Regions from separate parts of the Homo sapiens genome. Here all the other regions are linked to region 3. Evidence: chromatin contacts called from ENCODE Hi-C or POLR2A ChIA-PET data. All regions are on one chromosome and are shown on one strand. Each heading gives the region's core, a stretch centred on a gene start or an enhancer-like site at or near the end of the contact. The rest is flanking DNA. Distances are from core to core; before and after follow the strand shown. Region 1 holds the start of SURF1 (SURF1 cytochrome c oxidase assembly factor). Region 2 holds the start of STKLD1 (serine/threonine kinase like domain containing 1). Region 3 holds the start of WDR5 (WD repeat domain 5).

Region 1 (2,700 bases), core at 2-2,501, 780 kb after region 3:
AGGGTGAGTTTGCAGAACAACTGGTGCCTACAGAGCAGAGAGACCAAATTTGTAGGGACAGTTCACAGCAAGGATTCAGACTGGTGGCTGTGTCTTGGACTCATCCCTGGACAGTCTACCATGCGGCTTGGACATCGGGCTTTTAAAGGCTCCCGGAGCAATTCCACTCTGAAGCTGGGTGGGGAACCGTCTGACCCAGGCCGACTGCAGCCTCTTAATGTTTACCGGAAAAGCACGCATGGCAGCCTCACTGACTGCTCCAGGATGAGTTCATGCAAGAGGATGGCTCCACCTGGAGCAAGGGCTCAATGAATGGAAACATCCTATCTCTGTTTTGACGATTATTACAAAGCCTAGCTCCCAGCTAAATCAAAGACCCCTTCTGGGGTTAAGGGAAGAACCCAACGCTGTTCACAACCTCAGGTGACAAATCACAAGCCTCTACTCATCTGGGAAGCAGCCACACCCCACAGGACAAACCTCAGGTGAGCAAACGAGCTCACCAAGAGGCCTCGCCGCTGGGACCGCAGGTGATTCCAGCACCCGGGCGCCCACCTGGGTCCCAGGGCTCCCAACTCTGAAAGAGTAGGGGCTGCAGCACTGGCGGAGTCCAGCGGAGGGGCTGTCCTAATTGCCCTGGGCCTCCCCGCGCCGCCGCGGACCACCTACGGGTTCTTGGTGCTGGGCACGATGTGCGGCTCGAACTCTGCATAGTCGAAGGCCGGGGAGGCGCGGACCAGCCGCTGGTACTTTTTGCCGCGGGTGTAGACCTGGAGCTCCGGCAGGCGGCAGGGCAGCTCGTGACCTGTCAGGATGCACCTCACCTGCGGACGCGTGGGCGGGCAGGACGTCAGGAGGGCCAGGGCTCCGCTCCCTGGTGCCCCCTCCTGCCGCGCCCCCTTCCCTCTCCTCCCCTGATCCCGCCGCGCCCTCTCCCCTGCCCTCCCCTCTCTCCTGCTCTCCCCTCTCCCCTCTCCCCTGCCCTCTCCTCTCCCCTGCCCTCCCCTCAGCCCCTCATCCCAACTGCGCCCTTCTCCGCCACTCCGTTCCCCTCCCGCGCTGCGAACCTTGCGGGCGTCCGTCTGGAGCCGCAGGCTCGGGTGCTCCCGCAGAAACGCCCGCACGTCGCCCGGCAACTCGCTCATGGCCGACGCGCCCGCGGAGCAGCCCGGCGGAAGCCGCTCGCAGAACCTGGAGCCGGGGGCGGGGCTCTGGGCGGGACTCAGCGGCGCCCCGGATGCAGATGCTTCCTGCGTCCCGGAAGCGCCCGCGGGGCCGGGTGCGATGGCGGCGGTGGCTGCGTTGCAGCTGGGGCTGCGGGCGGCGGGGCTGGGACGGGTGAGCGCCGGGTGCGGGGTGCGGGGTGCGGGGCGCGGGGAGGGGTCCCGGAGCTCAGCCCGCCCGTCCGTGTCCGCAGGCCCCGGCCAGCGCCGCCTGGAGGAGCGTCCTCAGGGTCTCCCCGCGCCCAGGTGAGGGCTGCAGGCCGGGCTGTGATCCAGGCGCCTGGGCAGAGCCACCTGCTGTCTGCCCTGCACTTTGAAGGGTTGTCGTGGGGATTGAAATGAACCAACTGCCGGCTGAGCGGAGGCTCCCTGGGAGTGACAAGTTCCGTATTAAAATGCTTTCAGTGGAATTGTGGTCGTGTGCCGGGCATGTAGCGAGCGCTTTGTCCTCACAACGCGAGAGGTAGCTCCTTGGTCGTTCCCCTGTTACAGAGAAGGCTCGAGAGTTACTTCCGAACGTCCCATCCAGCTAATGGGTGGCCAGCCCAGGCTGAAAGCCCAGGGCTCTGAAAGTAAAGCGTATCTAACCACCGCGGCTTACGTGTTCCTCTCAGTGTGCAGCACAGGGCTGTTTTGCCGTGTGTAGAGTGCTGTGCAAGCCTGCCCCAGGCCTGCCTTTTTATAAAAAAAAAAAAAAAAATAGTATCCGCAAGGCCCCTGGTGCTTTTCAGCGGATGGAACTCATCCTCTGAGAGCTTAAAGGCACTTTCTGTGTACATTCTTCCCTCTTTACATTTACGATGAGTTGTAAAAATGGAAAGCTGTTAAGAGAGCTCTGTGAGCCATTACTGAATTGATATATTTTTCTACATAACACAACAACCACTAGTGCCTGACTAAGCTACTTAGTAACTGTAGCTGCTTATTTTTTATTTTTTGAGACAGTTTCGCTCTTGTTGCCCAGGCTGGAGTGCAGTGGCGCAATCTCGGCTTACAGCAACCACCTCCTCCCAGGTTCAAGCGATTCTCCTGCCTCAGCCTCCCGAGTAGCTGGGATTACAGAAGCACCATCGTGCTCAGCTAATTTTTGCATTTTTTTGTAGAGATGGGGTTTCTGCATGTTGGTCAGGCTGGTCTCGAACTCCTGATCTCGTGATCCGCCCGCCTTGGCCTCCCAAAGTGCTGGGATTACAGGCGTGAGCCACCGTGCCCGGCCAACTGTAGCTGCTTATTAAATGCATTTTGAATGGATGAATGGTGCATCTTAGTGCAGTGGAATACATCTAGATTCTTGAGTAAAAAGGCATGAGTTACTCAGGGTCGTGGTTGGTGGTCAAACCGGCACTGAGCCCTAGATCCCACTTACTCACTTGGCAGACGTACTGTGTGTGCCTTGTTCTGGGCACCGGGTTAGGAGCTGGGCTGGATACAGGTGCTGCTAGTTGGCTCTAGGCAGCAGGTTTTGATTGGCAGTACT
Region 2 (2,700 bases), core at 144-2,643, 760 kb after region 3:
CATCCTCCCGCCTCCATCTGTGGAAAAATTGTCTTCCACAAAACTGGTCCCTTGTGCCAAAAAGGTTGGGGACTGCTATTTTTTTTTTTCTTTCTGAGACAGAGTTTTGCTCTTGTTGCCCAGGCTGGAGTCCAATGGCGCTATCTTGGCTCACCACAACCTCTGCCTCCTGGGTTCAAGCGATTCTCCAGCCTCAGCCTCCCGAGTAGCTGTGATTACAGGCATGCGCCACCACACCTGGCTAATTTTGTATTTTTAGTAGAGACAGTTTCTCCATGTTGGTCAGGCTGGTCTTGAACTCCCGATCTCAGGTGATCCGCCCGCCTTGGCCTCCCAAAGTGTTGGGGATTACAGGCGTGAGCCACCGAGCCCGGCCAGGGACTGCTGTTCTAAGCCACAGCGGGCTGAGGGCAGAGCTGGTGTGAGAGCGTTCAAGCTTAGGCAGCAAATTAAACAGTAAAATGGAGCCGTATCTCGAATCAAGTCTATTTTTTTTTCCAAAAGCAGGTATATTCCTGAAACGTCTATTTTTTTTTAATCTGAAAAACAACTTTACTTTAAAAATTATCTGGCCACCAGAAGCTCATCTGCTTCACCTCTGGCAACGCCCTATAGTCCTCTCACACAAAGACAATTCTTCCAAAGTGACAAAAATCTAACCCGCAAACTGTTTCCAAGCGAATGCATTTTTCACAAATGCTGAATCTAACATTTAATAAAGTGTATATATCATGTATAGAAGCATTTAATTAAACATTTACTTTTATTTTGCAGCTTTCCTTTTGTGTTTTGTGAATTTTTTAGGTCTCAAACATTTTCACAGACCCACGCTGCAGGGGTGTTTTTAGGGGACTGGGGGCTCCCAATTATGTACTCGGGATGTTCCCGGGGGTCCTGCCTCGGTGGACCCAAGCGCACAGACCCCAGGCACGAAGGATAGAGGAGCTGCCCCACGCCCTCAAATACTCAGCCAGGGCTGGAGAATCCTTAGTCAATTCACAAAGGGGGAAACTGAGTGGCAAAGGGCACCCAGGAGGTCACCGTTGGAGGCCCCCCGGGTTCAACCTAGGAGCTGCAGGCCGACACTGGCCAGGGCGCGGGCCCCTCGCCGCCCTCGGTCGGAACCGCCGGCCGTAGCTCCAGGGTTGCGACCGTTACCCCACGGAGCTCCCGCCTCCCCGCAGGGAACACTCGGCACCTGGTACTTCTCCATGGGCTCTCCGGGGGACCCTGGGCCTCGCTCCCCCTGCGTGGGGCGCCTGCGATTGGACCCTGGCCCAAGCATGATCAGTAGCGACCGCGTACGGGCGAGCGTCCACCCCTGGCCCCACCCCGCGTGGGTCAGTGGGACCCGCGGGATCCTCCCCGCCCGAACGGCGCCCTCGAGGCACTCAGGCGTCCCTCCCGCGCGCTGGCCCCAGACCCCCAGGTCCCCGCCCCCTTAAAAGGGACGCGTTCCGCCGGGCCGGGAGGGACCGCAGGGCCTGCGCGCGGCGGGCGGGGCCTCCAGCGTGAGAGGCGTGGCGTCGAGCGCGGCGGGCGTGGCTTCGAGCGGATGGGTCGGGAGGCTGGGGATGGCGCGTGGCCCCTTTAAGACGCACCGGGGCGGGCCCGGGCGGCGCGCGGCCCCTTTAAGGCTTGGCCTACGTGGCAGCCGCTGGAGCCGCAGCCGACGCGGAGCGAGGCCGGCCGCCGGGCACTTCCTGTGGAGGCCGCAGCGGGTGCGGGCGCCGACGGGCGAGAGCCAGCGAGCGAGCGAGCGAGCCGAGCCGAGCCTCCCGCCGTCGCCATGGGCCAGAACGACCTGATGGGCACGGCCGAGGACTTCGCCGACCAGGTGCGGCCTGCGGGCTCCTCCCCCGGCCCCGGTCCCGACCCAGGCCGCCCGGGCCGCTCCGGAGTCGGCCTCCCAGCGCAGGGCGCCAGGCCCGGGCCGCCCCCTGACTCCTTGTTCCCACAGGGGGACCCCCCCGCCCGGGCCCTCTGTCCCGGCTGGACAGCCCCAAACCCGGCCTCCGGGCCCAGTCTCCCCTGCCCGCTGGGCCGCTCCCGGAGCCCGGGCCTCGGCGCCCTGCCTGGCTAGCCGCCCCCACCCTCCAGCCAGCCCGGGGCGCGGGCTGTGGGGGTTTCTTCCCGGGCCGGCGGCGCGAGTCCTGGCGTTGGGTCGGGTCTGAGGCTCGCGGGGAGCGCCTCGGCGTTTGGAGCTGCTGGGGGGTCCCCGCACGTTTTTCCTCTCACTGGGGCTCCCGGAGGCGGGCTGGGAGCTCGGGGACGAACGGGGGCCGGGGGTCCTCCCAGAGGAAAGGGGGCGCGCTGGCGTGCGCCCCAGCTACAGGAAGCCACAGCACCTTTTCCTTTTCTCTTTCCCAGATGTGCTGGACTCTTGGGGTCCCTTTGACCCTGTCTGCGTCTCCCTCCCCGTTTGGACTCTGCCCTGGGCTGGATTGAGTGGGGACCTGTACACAGCCTGGGAGGAGGGGAAGCCTATCTCCCTGATAGTCTCCTTCCAGAAGTGTCCAGGTGGCATTCTGAGCAACAGGGAAGCCTTTGAAACAGGCGGTTGGGTAACTGTTGAGAGCATTCGGGAACTGGGTGGACAGGATCCGATCCTACAAAGTGAAGGGACACAACTCCCTTCCCTCTTTCTTGATTAAGCTTGACAGAACAAAAAAACAAAAACAAAAGGTGGTGGTGGTTACG
Region 3 (2,700 bases), core at 38-2,537:
CTCTGTGGAACAATCCTTTTGAGAGAACAGGAAGGTTGGAGACTTGATCTTGAGGAAAGCGGGGGCCAAGGTTACGGGAACGGTGATGAATTGGCGGCCCCTAGACCAGATGCTGCCTGGCTCCTCCTAGCAGCCACTGCTTTTCATCCAGGTAAGCCTGACCACCTGAAGCCGAGCAACCAAACCTCAGTGTGCCCTCCTGGACTGCATGCCACAGGCCGATTCCTGAGTCCCTCAGTCCCTGAGGTGGAGCCCAGGAATCTGCCTGTGACATGCAGTCAGAAAAGCATACTGTGTGCAAAGACAGGAATTAATCTGCATCTTAAACACCAGCCGGGTGGCCGGCCCAACAGAGGTGGGGACCTGGCTCTCCCTATCTGAGATCCTGGACAGGCTCCCCGCCTGGGTCCTTCGCTTTCCTGTCTTCCCCACCGGCTAGGACAGCACCTGCCCAGGTCACAGATTAAACTAGCATTTGAGGAGATGGGTAAACGGACCGGGGTGAGTGGAAACTTGCAAGCGAGACAGCAGGGAGTGTCGTTAGCGATGTAACAGGCCGACCTCTGTTTGGTCCGGGAACGTAACCGCTCAAAATGGCTCTCGCAGACCGGCCAGGACAGGTCTGCGGCCCCGCGCGAGGAGGCACGGTGGGCCTACCGTTCAGGACCGAGGACCCGCACCCCAGGACCCCACCTAGCGAGCTGCAGCCTGGCTGCCTCGGGTTGGGGTGAGCGGCGGGAGCGGGCTGGGGGCGTTTCTACGAGGAGGGGAAGCGCACCTCGTCCAGGGACTGAGTGGCTTGGTGGGTCTGGGGTCCTTCCCTGAAGGGGCAGTGGAGGGAGAGGGGCGATGTGAGGCCGGGCACGCTGCCTGCGGGAAAGAGGACCCAGTGCCGGCGCTCTGGCCTTGTCAGCGGTCCGCCGGGGAGGCGGAGGTGGGGGCGCGAGTGGGGGCGGACCGGGTGGAGGGAACTGCGCGCGCGGCCGTCCACCGAGGGGCCGGGGCGGGGGTCCCGGGCGGGGCCGCTGCAGCGGGAGCAGCGCCCGGGGCTGGGCCTGGCCCGAGGCCCGGCGGGGAACACGTGCGGCGGCCGGGTGCGGTTTGGAAGCTTCTGGCGCCGCCCCGCTGCCCGCCTTGTGTTCCCCGGGCCGGGCGGCTGCCCGCTTACCTGCCGGGCCGCGGCGGCGGGGCCGGGCGCTCGGGGCGTCGCGTCGGCCGCCGCCTGGGCGGGAGCGCGGACTCAGCTCGACAAGGCGGCAGCTCGGGCGGGCGCCAGGCGGCGGGGGCGCAGTGCGCGTGCGCGAGGGGAGGGGGCGGTGTCCGGGGGGCGGGGCGAGCTCACAAAGCCGGCCTCTCGGAGGAGCGCTACGGGCAGCGACAGCGGCCAGAATGCCTCGGGCCGGCCCAACGCTTTAAAGGGACAGCACGGGGCGCGCGCTTCCCGCTTAAAAGCTTTAATCCCCGAATTTGACTGGTGCAGGCCCTTCTAATGCACTTCCTAAAAACTGAAGTATAATAATACATACAGGAAAGTGCTAGTGTGCCCTCGCGTTTCCACAGACAGCACGCCCTGTACACAGACACCAGCGGCCCTCCGGGACCTGCGCAGGTGGCGTCGCCCGGCGTTGTCTCCGGAGTCGATTCGGGCCGGGGCACCTCCCCGGGCGACCAGGCCCCTTCTTGATCATCGCTGGTACGGATGAGAGCGGCAGTGGGCATTTGGAAAGCACCTGGGGCCGCGCCCGGGCGCAGTGCCCCCATGTGGCCTCCCACCCCGGGCGGGCAGGACGATTCCTGCCCATCTGGAAGACCAGGAACCTGCGCGTTCACAGGGTTCGGAAGCCCGGGCTGCGCCTTCCCGCGGGGCCGGCTGCCGGGCTGGGGGCTCTTCCCGCCTCTGCATGCACAGAGCCCGCGGTGCACGAACCTGCTCCCCGCCAGCCCCGCGGACTGGCAGGGCCGCTCTGGAGTCACCCGCGCCCGCTCCGCAGTGCGCAAACTCACTTCGCAGCGGGCTCTCCCGGGGCCAGCCCTTCCCTCCTGGGCGGGCATTTTCACCTCCAGGTACAAGGGGGTGGTCCCCAGAGGAGGACTCAGGGGCTTAAGGAGAAGCTGAGGCCCGGTCCTCTGGCCTCAACGACTGCACATTCTCGCCGCCTGCTTCACTTCTTAGAGCCTTGGAGGTAGGCATGGCCTCCCTATCCCCTCAGCTAGGCCTGTGGGTAGAATAACATACAGTCCCTTATTCTCCAATTAAAAATGGGAACACAGAATATGACACAGGAACCCATGCAAACAAAGGGATAGAGCATTTGAAATAAAAATGCCAAGGAGGGTGAGGTGAGCGGTTGTCAGAGAGGTGGAACCGGAAGACTGGCAGTTGGTCTGGAGTCCCCTTCCCAGGAAGGACACAGAGAAGGCAAGGTCCCTGTCTGGTCCTTCAGGGCTCCATATGGATTTGTGTGCCCAAGAGGCCGGATCCCTTGGGCCAGGTGCCCTGGAGCATGGAGTGGTGACAGTCACAGGTTAGCAAACCCAGTTCGGATGAAGAAGCGCATCTTTATCTCCGTCCACCTGGCCGCCTGGGCCGGAATCCCGAGCCCGTGACACGCTGCTCTCCTTCCACCCCACCTCAGCTCTCAGATCGTCCACTTCTCTCCCTCCCCACCCCAGCCCTACCTCCCACCTGGGTCTTTTCTA

Evidence for each region. Hi-C counts contacts between places; a loop is a spot of excess contacts on that map. ChIA-PET counts read pairs that join two places held with the same protein, here RNA polymerase II (POLR2A). Pooled maps may share reads with other maps.
Region 1: a pooled map shows a loop between it and region 3 (4-fold over the local background). The contact joins the promoter of SURF1 here to the promoter of WDR5 in region 3. A Hi-C loop is called at or near these places in 1 of 168 maps with a recorded cell type or tissue (CD8-positive, alpha-beta T cell), 2 of 37 single-sample maps with no recorded cell type and 11 of 50 pooled maps. POLR2A ChIA-PET finds 5 or more read pairs at or near these places in 1 of 52 experiments (activated CD4-positive, alpha-beta T cell).
Region 2: a loop to region 3 is called in a map of head of caudate nucleus, with 8 times the contacts of the local background. The contact joins the promoter of STKLD1 here to the promoter of WDR5 in region 3. A Hi-C loop is called at or near these places in 1 of 168 maps with a recorded cell type or tissue (head of caudate nucleus), 1 of 37 single-sample maps with no recorded cell type and 15 of 50 pooled maps. POLR2A ChIA-PET finds 5 or more read pairs at or near these places in 1 of 52 experiments (activated CD4-positive, alpha-beta T cell).

What each region holds. Positions count from the first base shown.
Region 1 is chr9:133,355,038-133,357,737 of GRCh38, reverse strand. It overlaps SURF1 (SURF1 cytochrome c oxidase assembly factor), which reads left to right and starts at 1,251. Exons shown (of 9, transcript NM_003172.4): 1 at 1,251-1,338; 2 at 1,418-1,469. The coding sequence starts at 1,285. SURF2 (surfeit 2) reads right to left here and starts at 1,188. Exons shown (of 6, transcript NM_017503.5): 1 at 1,068-1,188; 2 at 670-824; 3 at 1-27. The coding sequence starts at 1,145. RefSeq lists silencers at 1,020-1,089, 1,330-1,449.
Region 2 is chr9:133,375,059-133,377,758 of GRCh38, reverse strand. STKLD1 (serine/threonine kinase like domain containing 1) reads right to left here and starts at 1,393. Exons shown (of 18, transcript NM_153710.5): 1 at 1,199-1,393. The coding sequence starts at 1,285. It overlaps SURF4 (surfeit 4), which reads left to right and starts at 1,699. Exons shown (of 6, transcript NM_033161.4): 1 at 1,699-1,837. The coding sequence starts at 1,790. RefSeq lists silencers at 1,155-1,654, 1,745-1,984, 1,995-2,274.
Region 3 is chr9:134,134,669-134,137,368 of GRCh38, reverse strand. WDR5 (WD repeat domain 5) reads right to left here and starts at 1,287. Exons shown (of 14, transcript NM_017588.3): 1 at 1,169-1,287. It overlaps WDR5-DT (WDR5 divergent transcript), which reads left to right and starts at 1,387. Exons shown (of 2, transcript NR_186420.1): 1 at 1,387-2,183. RefSeq lists enhancers at 306-1,230, 2,137-2,246 and silencers at 1,157-1,336, 1,777-1,946.